Regions from separate parts of the Homo sapiens genome. Here region 2 is linked to region 1. Evidence: read pairs that join two places in POLR2A ChIA-PET (ENCODE). Cell type or tissue: PC-9. All regions are shown on one strand. Links, peaks and the distances in the headings refer to the core of each region. The heading gives the core; the rest is flanking DNA.

The links. Peaks named below come from ENCODE experiments on the same cell type or tissue, not always from the same donor. Only the 100,000 strongest peaks of a DNase experiment are listed, where the experiment ranks them.
Region 2: POLR2A ChIA-PET joins it to region 1 with 7 read pairs; 3 of 35 experiments call an interaction of 5 or more read pairs at or near these places.

What each region holds. Positions count from the first base shown.
Region 1 is chr1:155,567,654-155,573,759 of GRCh38, forward strand. It overlaps a transcript of MSTO1 not described here and the pseudogene LOC101929703. Among named protein-coding and RNA genes, the nearest start is that of ASH1L, 7.9 kb to the left of the region's middle. In PC-9, for the core only: no CTCF peak of the experiment used is centred there; no DNase peak of the experiment used is centred there; H3K27ac peaks cover 437 bases.
Region 2 is chr1:155,353,814-155,356,313 of GRCh38, forward strand. ASH1L (ASH1 like histone lysine methyltransferase) reads right to left here. Exons shown (of 28, transcript NM_018489.3): 16 at 660-817. Among named protein-coding and RNA genes, the nearest start is that of MIR555, 8.6 kb to the left of the region's middle. In PC-9, for the core only: no CTCF peak of the experiment used is centred there; no DNase peak of the experiment used is centred there.

The DNA.
Region 1 (6,106 bases), core at 272-2,771:
TTGAACTCCTGGCCTTAGGTGATCCACCCGTCTTGGCCTCCCAAGTTCCTGGGATTTAGGCATGAGCCACTGTGCCTCGCCAAGAGCCATTAAAAATATTGGCTGGGCGTGGTGGCTCATGCCTGTAACCCCACACTTTGGGAGGCCAAGGCAGGTGGATCACCTGATGCCAGAAGTTCGAGACCAGCCTGGCCAACATGATGAAACCCCGTCTCAACTAAAAATACAAAAAAATCAGCTGGGCATGGTGGTGGGCGCGTGTAATCCCACCTACTTTGGGAGGCTGAGGCAGGAGCATCACTTGAACCCAGCAGGTAGAGGTTGCAGTGAGCGGAGATTGCACCATTACACTCCTGCCTGGGCAACAAGAGCGAAACCCTGTCTGAACAAAAAAAAAAATTATTTATTTTATTTTATTTTATTTTATTTTATTTTATTTTTTTTGAGACGGAGTCTCACTCTATTGCCCAGGCTGGAGTGCAGTGTCACGATCTGGGCTCACTGCAACCTCCGCCTCTTGGGTTCAAGCGGTTCTCCTGCCTCATCCTCCCAAGTAGCTGGGATTACAGGTGCCCGCCACTGTGCCCAGCTAATTTTCGTAGTTTTAGTAGAGATGGGGTTTTACCATCTTGGCCAGGCTGGTCTTGAACTCCTGACCTTGTGATCCACCCACTTCAGCTTCCCAGAGTGCTGAGATTACAGGCATGAGCCACCGCGCCCAGCCAAAAAAAATTTTTATTTAAGACGGAAGAAATTTGAGATTTTTGTTTGGGTACAGGTTGAGTTTTTTTTGTTTGTTTTTTGAGATGCGGTCTCACTCTGTTGCCCAGGCTGGAGTGCAGTGGTGTGATCTCAGCTCACTGCAACTTCCGCCTCCCGGATTCAAGTGATTCTCCTGCTTCAGCCTCCTGAGTAGCTGGGATTACAGATGCTCGCCACCACACCTGACTAATTTTTTGTGTTTTTAGTAGAGACAGGATTTCACTATGTTGGCCAGGCTGGTCTCAAACTCCTGACCTTGTGATCCACCCGCCTCAGTCTCCCAAAGTGCTGGGATTACAGGCATGATCCACTGCACCCAGCCAGTTTTTTTGTTTTGTTTTGTTTTGTTTACGAAAATGTTTGGGAACAAAAATGTTTTGAATTTGAGATTTGAGCTACTGCCCCCGGCCTTTTTTTCTTTTTCTTTTTCTTTTTCTTTTTCTTTTTTTTTTTTGAGAAGGAGTCTCACTGTGTTGCCCAGGCTAGAATGCAGTGGTGCAGTCTTGGCTCACTGCAACCTGCATCTCCCGGGTTCAAGTGATTCTCCTCCTGCCTCAGCCTCCTGAGTAGCTGAGATTCCAGGCACCCACCACCATACCCAGCTAAGTTTTGTATTTTAGTAGAGCCGGGGTTTCAGCATGTTGGTCAGGCTGGTCTTGAACTCCTGACCTCAAATGTTCCACCTGCCTCGGCCTCCCAAGGGTTTTTTATTTTTATTTATTTATTTATTTATATTTTGAAACAGAGTCTTGCACTGTCACCCAGGCTGGAGTGCAGTAGCGCGATCTCAGCTCACTGCAAGTTCCACCTCCCGGGTTGAAGCCATTCTCCTGCCTCAGCCTCCTGAGTAGCTGGGACTACAGGCGCCCGCCACCACGCCCAGCTAATTTTTTGTATTTTTAGTGGAGACAGGGTTTCACCATGTTAGCCAGGGTGGTCTCGATCTCCTGACCTCATGATCCGCCCATCTCGGCCTCCCAAAGTGCTGGGATTACAGGCGTGAGCCACTGCGCCCGGTCTTTTTTTTTTTTTTTTTTTTTGAGACAGATTCTCGCACTGTCACCCAGGCTGGAGTGCAATGGCGCAATCTCAGCTCACTGCAACCTCCCCCTCCCGGGTTCAAGCAATTCTACTGCCGCAGCCTCCCGAGTAGCTGGGATTACAGGTGCCCGCCACCACGCCTGACTAATTTTTTGTATTTTTAGTACAGACAGGATTTCACTATGTTGGCCAGGCTGTTCTCAAACTCCTGGCCTTGTGATCTACCCTCCTCAATCTCCCAAAGTGCTGAGATTACAAGCATGATCCACTGCACCCGGCCAGTTGTTTTTTTTGGTTTTTTTGTTTTTTTAGGTTTTTTTTACGAAAATGTTTGGGAACAGAAATGTTGTGGATTTGAGATTTTGTTGGATTTTGGAATATTTGTATTATACCTACTGTTTGAACATCCCAAGTTTGAAAATCTGAAACCTTAAGTGTTAACATGAGCACCTTAATAAAGTTTGGACAGTATTTCTTTTATAAACAATATTATTGATATTGCTAACTATTAACATTAGAAATGAAAGTCGAGAAAGATAATTACCTGGAACGTTAGTACCCAGAAATACCCAATTGTGTTGGTATTTGTTTTAAGTTTTCATTTTTATGCATCTCCACCTCAGAACCATAATCTAAATTTACAGTTGAATTCATTTCAATACCTCAGTGGTGTACCATTGAGTCCTAAAATTCTAGAATGTTAATCCCAGTCATGTGTGTACACTAACATGCCTTTTTTGAAGTCTTTTGAAACCTATCAGATACAGTGTGGAGTCCATTTTGCTGAAGAGTATCTAGAATATCTGCTACCCTAAGAAGCAGTCATAGTCCCTTCCATAGTAGTTTAAGTTTTAAATTGTCCACTGTTCTGAGTAACGTGATGAAATTTTGCACCACCCTGTCCTGGATATGAATCAACATAACCACGCTGTACGTGCTCCCATTGGTCAGTCATTGACATCATCGGCTTTTGACATCCATCTGTGGACATCAGCATGACTCAGTGATTCAGGATCACCCTAAGATGATCCCCCTTCTTAGGTATAGTCAGAAGGTTGATATTAGCTACATCAGAATTCCTAAGTCATTCACTTTATCTTATCTTATAAGCGTTTTATCATCTCACTTCAACACAAGAAGGGTGAGCACGGTACTATGAGATATTTTGAGAATGAGCGAGACCATGTTCACATAACTTTTGTATGGTATATTGTTCCGTTTTCTTATTGGTTATTGCTGTTCATTTGTTACTGTGCCAGATTTATAAATTAAACTTGATTATAGGTATATACCTATAGGAAAAAACTGTGTGTGTGTGTTTGTGTGTGTGTTTATTTATTTAGTGATCAGTACTCTGTATGGTTTCAGGCATCCCCTGGGAATCCTGCAGTGGGATCTCCCGAGGATAAGGGTGGACTACTGTATTTCCTTCCTTCTTGCTTTCTTCATTGCAGAAGAGCTAATGCAGCTTTAAAAGCTGGGGAGCTTTAAAAAGTGTATATTGTATCATCACTTGCACTGTTATCAGAATTGTAAACCACATGCATTATTTCTAGCAAAAACACCTATAGCTACAAGACTGAGGTTGGCCGGACACAATGCTCACATGTATAATCCCAGCACTTTATGGGAGGCCAAAGTGGGAGAATTGCTTCAGGCCAGGAGCTGAAGACCAGCCTGGCAACATAGCCCCATCTCTATAAAAAAGTAAAAATTAGCCAGTCATGGTGGTACATGCCTATAGTCCAAGCTTGTCGAACCTGTGGCCCATGGGCTGCATACAACCCAGGACGGCTTTGAATAGGGCCCAACACAAATTGATAAACTTTCTTAAAACATTAAGAGCCTTTTTTTTCTGTGATTTCATTGTTGTTGTTGCTATTTTAGCTCATCAGCTGTTGTTAGTGTTGGTGTGTTTTATGTGTGGCTCAAGACAATTCTTTCGACGTGGCCCAGGAAAGCCAAGATTGGACACCCCTGCTGTAGTCCAAGCTCCTCAGGAGGCTGAAGGGAGAGGATCACTTGAGCCCAGGAGTTCAAGACTGCAGTGAGCGATGATACCACTGCACTCAAGCCTTGGAGACTGCAGGAGACCCTATCTCAAACAAAAACCTTAGAGCTTGGAGAAGTTAGCACTGTTGAAGTTTGTGATAATCAGTAAATTTCAGAACTCTTTTACTTTTATAGCTCTAACATTGCTCTAGGAATCCAAACCTGGGGAGATAGATATTATTAAGATGAGAAAATACAGCATAAGGAATTCTGCTTTTTCTCTCTGAAATTATGAAAACAATGAAATTACTCTTTGTGGCTTGGCATGGTGGCTTACGCCTGTAATCCCAGCACTTTGGGAGGCCGAGGAGGGCAGATCACTTGAGGTCAGGAGGTCAGCCTGGCCAACATGGTGAAACCTCATCTCTACTAAAAATACAAAAATTAGTCGGATGTGGTGGCAGACACCTATAATCCCAGCTTCTTGGGAGGCTGAGGCAGGAGAATCATTTGAACCCAGGAGGCGGAGGTTGCAGTGAGCCAAGATTGCGCCACTGCACTGCAGCCTGGGCGACAGAGTGAGACTCTTGTCTCAAAAAAAAAAAAAAAAAGAAATTAGTCTTTGTGAGCCAAACTTTTCCTATGGGACTTGGGATTTAGGACAATCTCAACCTCAACACTGTTGACATTTGGGGATGGATCATTCTTTGTTGTGGGGGACTCCCTGTGCATTGTAGACTTTAGCAACATACCTGGCCTCTACTCACTCGATGCCAATAGCATCCTCCCTTCCCTCCCTCAGCTGTGACAACCAAAATGCCTCCAAACATTCATTGTCAAATGTTGGGGGAGGGGACAAAATCCCCCTGGTAGAGAACTACTAATTTAGAGAAAGAATTACTGATCATGAGGAATCAGTCTGGGTTTAGTACAAAAGAAAGTCATGACAGACAAATATATCCTTCTTGTTAGAATTCCTGGAATGGCCGGGTGCGGTGGCTCACGCCTGTAATCCCAGCACTTTGAGAGGACAGGCTGGTGGATCACGAAGTCAGGAGTTCAAGACCATCCTGGCCAAGATGGTGAAACCCCGTCTCTACTAAAAATACAAAACTTAACCAGCCATGGTTTCGGGCACCTGTAATCCCAAGCTACTCGGGAGGCTGAGGCAGAGAATTGCTTGAACCCGGGAGATGGAGAATTTTTTTTTCTTTTTTTTGAGATGGAGTTTCGCTCTTGTTGCCCAGGCTGGAGTGCAATGGCATGATCTCGGTTTGCTGCAACCTCCGCCTCCTGGGTTCAAGCGATTCTCCCACCTCAGCCTCCCAAGTAACTGGGTTTGCAGGCATGCGCCACCACGTCTGGCTAATTTTGTATTTTTAGTAGAGATGGGGTTTCTCCATGTTGGTCAGGCTGGTCTCGAACTCCCGACCTCAGGCGATCCACCCGCCCTGGCCTCCCAAAGTGCTCAGATGACAGGTGTGAGCCACTGCGCCAGTCAAAAAAAAGAATTCTTAGAATGGTAGATCAAATTCCATTATTGGTATGTCCTCATTAAAGTTAGGCATTTGATAATCTCGCACAGTGGCTTTTTGGAGAAATGTATACTGAATGTTTAATTGGTTGAATAACCATACCCAAAGGCTACATGTTAGCAAAATGGGTTGAAGTTCCCTTAACCATGGACATACAGGCAGTGGTTATCACTCTTGGCTGCACATTGGAATAAGCTGGGGAGCTTTAAAAATATTGATGCCTGGGTCACTATCAGAGGCTGATTTAATTGATCTGAGGCACACTCTGGGTATCAGAATTTTTAAACTATACCCAAGTGGGCCAGACAGTGGCTCACATCTATAATCCCAGCACTTTGAGAGGCCAAGGCAGGTGGATCGCTTGAGCCCAAGAGTTTGAGAGCAACCTGGGCAACATAATGAGATCCTTTCTCTACAAAAAAGATAGAAAAATTAGCTGGGAATGGTGGCACACGCCTGTAATGCCAGCAGTTGAGAGGCCAAGGTAGACAGATCGCTTGAGCTCAGGAGTTTGAAACTAGCCTGGACCACATGGCGAAACCCTGTCCCTACGGAAAAAAAAAATACGAACTGACCAGGCGCAGTGGCTCACGCCTGTAATCCCAGCACTTTGGGATGGTGAAACTGGCTGATCACCTAAGGTCAGGAGTTTGAGACCAGCCTGGCCAACATGGTGAAACCCTGACTCTACTAAAAATACAAAAATTAGCTGGGCGTGGTGGCAGGTGCCTGTAATCCCAGCTACTAGGGATGCTGAGGCAGGAGACTTGCTTGAA
Region 2 (2,500 bases), core at 1-2,500, 210 kb before region 1:
CTGATAATTACCCGTCCCCCACCCCAATTTCCCCAGTGGATTTGGTATCACTATTTACTCTGTCTGCAAGTTATTTTCAAGGTAGGAAGTAACAAAGAGGGCCCACTATCTATCTGATACCTAATGACTATTTCAGACTACAGGTCATGTTTGAAAGGCTGTAGGAGGTTTCTTTCTATTCCCTAAAGAGAGGAAAGCTGAAGAACTGGGATGGATAGGTTATTACTGACTGATGTGTACATATTTGGATCATAACTTTTTTGGTCAATACTAAAAGGAGTTGTTAAATAGATTATCTGCTGGAAAGCAACTAAAATAAATTAATAGAAATTCGGCTGAGTGTGGTGGCTTACGCCTGTAATCCCAACACTTTGGGAGGCCAAGGCAGGCGAATCACCTTGATTCCAAGGCAGGAGGTCAGGAGTTCGAGACCAGCCTGGCCAACATGGCAAAACCCCCTCTCTACTAAAAATACAAAAATTAGCCGGGCATGGTGGCGGGCGCCTGTAATCCCAGCTACTCAGGAGGCTGAGGCAGGATAATTGCTTGAACCCAGGAGGCAGAGGTTGCAGTGAGCCTAGATCATGCCATTGCACTCCAGTCTGGGCAACAAGAGTGAAACTCTGTCTCAAAAAAAAGAAATGTTTCAAATGCCTTACCAGACTTGATATTCCCATCATCTCGGCAGATCCCATTCCAACGGGTATATAATGATGCTGAGTGAATATTATCACTGGTGTGCTTTACTTCCTCCTGTTTTTGACGAATCTTCTCCCAGTTTCGGACCAAGAATACATGATGCTTTAACACAAAGTTCCTGCAAGGAAGGAAAAAAAATCTTCCTTTATTCATTAATTAAATAAGCATGTATTACATGTCTACTCTATGGAAGCCATTGTTAGACGATATACGTGAATTGAGCTGTTGTAAAGAGAATTATATGGGCAAAGCATTACTCAATTTTGTATCTTCAATTTTTTTACATTACATAAAACACATAATATTTACATACATCTGGCAAACAACAATTAAAGGCTGCAAAAATGCTGGCAAGTGAAACAGCCTGACCAGAAGGCAGAGATTTATTTGTACAAATTCTAAATATAGTTGTCAAGATGAAGTAGGGTCTCAGGATCAGCTATAACAAGGAGAACTGGACTGGCAAATGAAGGCAAAGACACGTAAGATGGATACGCACTGGGCAAACTATGTTAGGTGCAGTGCTGCCATATGGTTCCCTAAACTTACTACTTTTTTTTTGAGTCGACGTCTCCCTCTGTTGCCTAGGCTGGAGTACAGTGGCATGATCTCAGCTCACTGCAACCTCTGCTTCCCGGGTTCAAGCGATTCTCTCAGCCTCCTGAATAGCTGGGGTTATAGGTGCCTGCCACCACGCCCAGCTAATTTTTGTATTTTTAGTAGAGACGGGGTTTCCCCATGTTGGCCAGGCTGGTCTTGAACTCCTGACATCAGGTGATCCACCCGCCTTGGCCTCCCAAAGTGCTGGGATTACAGTGGTGGCGTGAGCCACCGTGCCTGGCCCTGGTTCCCTAAACTTAAATGAATTATGTGTATCTTGACTGATCCTATACAATTTTGATGATTCCATTATTCAATTTCCACAACAGGACATATGTAAATAGATGTGATCTTGGATAAATCTCAAGGTATGGGTCTCACTTCTCACTTAAATGAAGATTAGACTAATTTTCTAGTTCCTGCACATTGGAATCCCCTGGGAGACTTTAAAAACTACTGATACCTGGGTTCTACCTCTGCAAATTCTCATTTAAGTGGTCTAGGGTGTGGCCTGGGCCTTGGGAGTTTTTCAAAGTTCCCCATGCTAATAGGCAGCCAAAGTAGAGAACCACTGGACTGGTTTTTCCGAAATTTAAAATTTCTACAACTCAAAGGGAAATAGAATGAAAGGGGCTAAAATTACACAATGGTTATAAATAAAGATAAACTTTCAACAAATAGGACATACTCACTTGTTTGCTTCTGAAAGAGACAATTCTTATCTGAATACAGGGAACAGCAGAAATTACCACTAAAGATCCTTTCTATTGCTCTGTTAATATGTCAACAAAGCAGGTATTCTGTTTTTTTTTTTTTTTGCTTTTTGTTTTTTTTTGTTTTTTGAGACGGAGTTTTGCTCTTGCTGCCCAGGCTAGAGTGCAATGGCGTGATCTTGGTTCACTGCAACCTCCACCTCCTGGGTTCAAGCAATTCTCCTGCCTCAGCCTCCTGAGTAGCTGAGATGACAGGCATGCACCACCATGCCTGGCTAATTTTGTATTTTTAGTAGAGACAGGGTTTCTCCATGTTGGCCAGGCTGGCCTCAAACTCCCGACCTCAGGTGATCCGCCTGCCTTGGCCTCCCAAAGTGGTAGGATTACAGGTGTGAGCCACTGCGCCCTGCCAAAGCAGGTATTCTTAATTTTTTCTCTACTGCGGACTCCTTTGACAGTCTGATGAAGCCTATGGAACCATTCTCTGA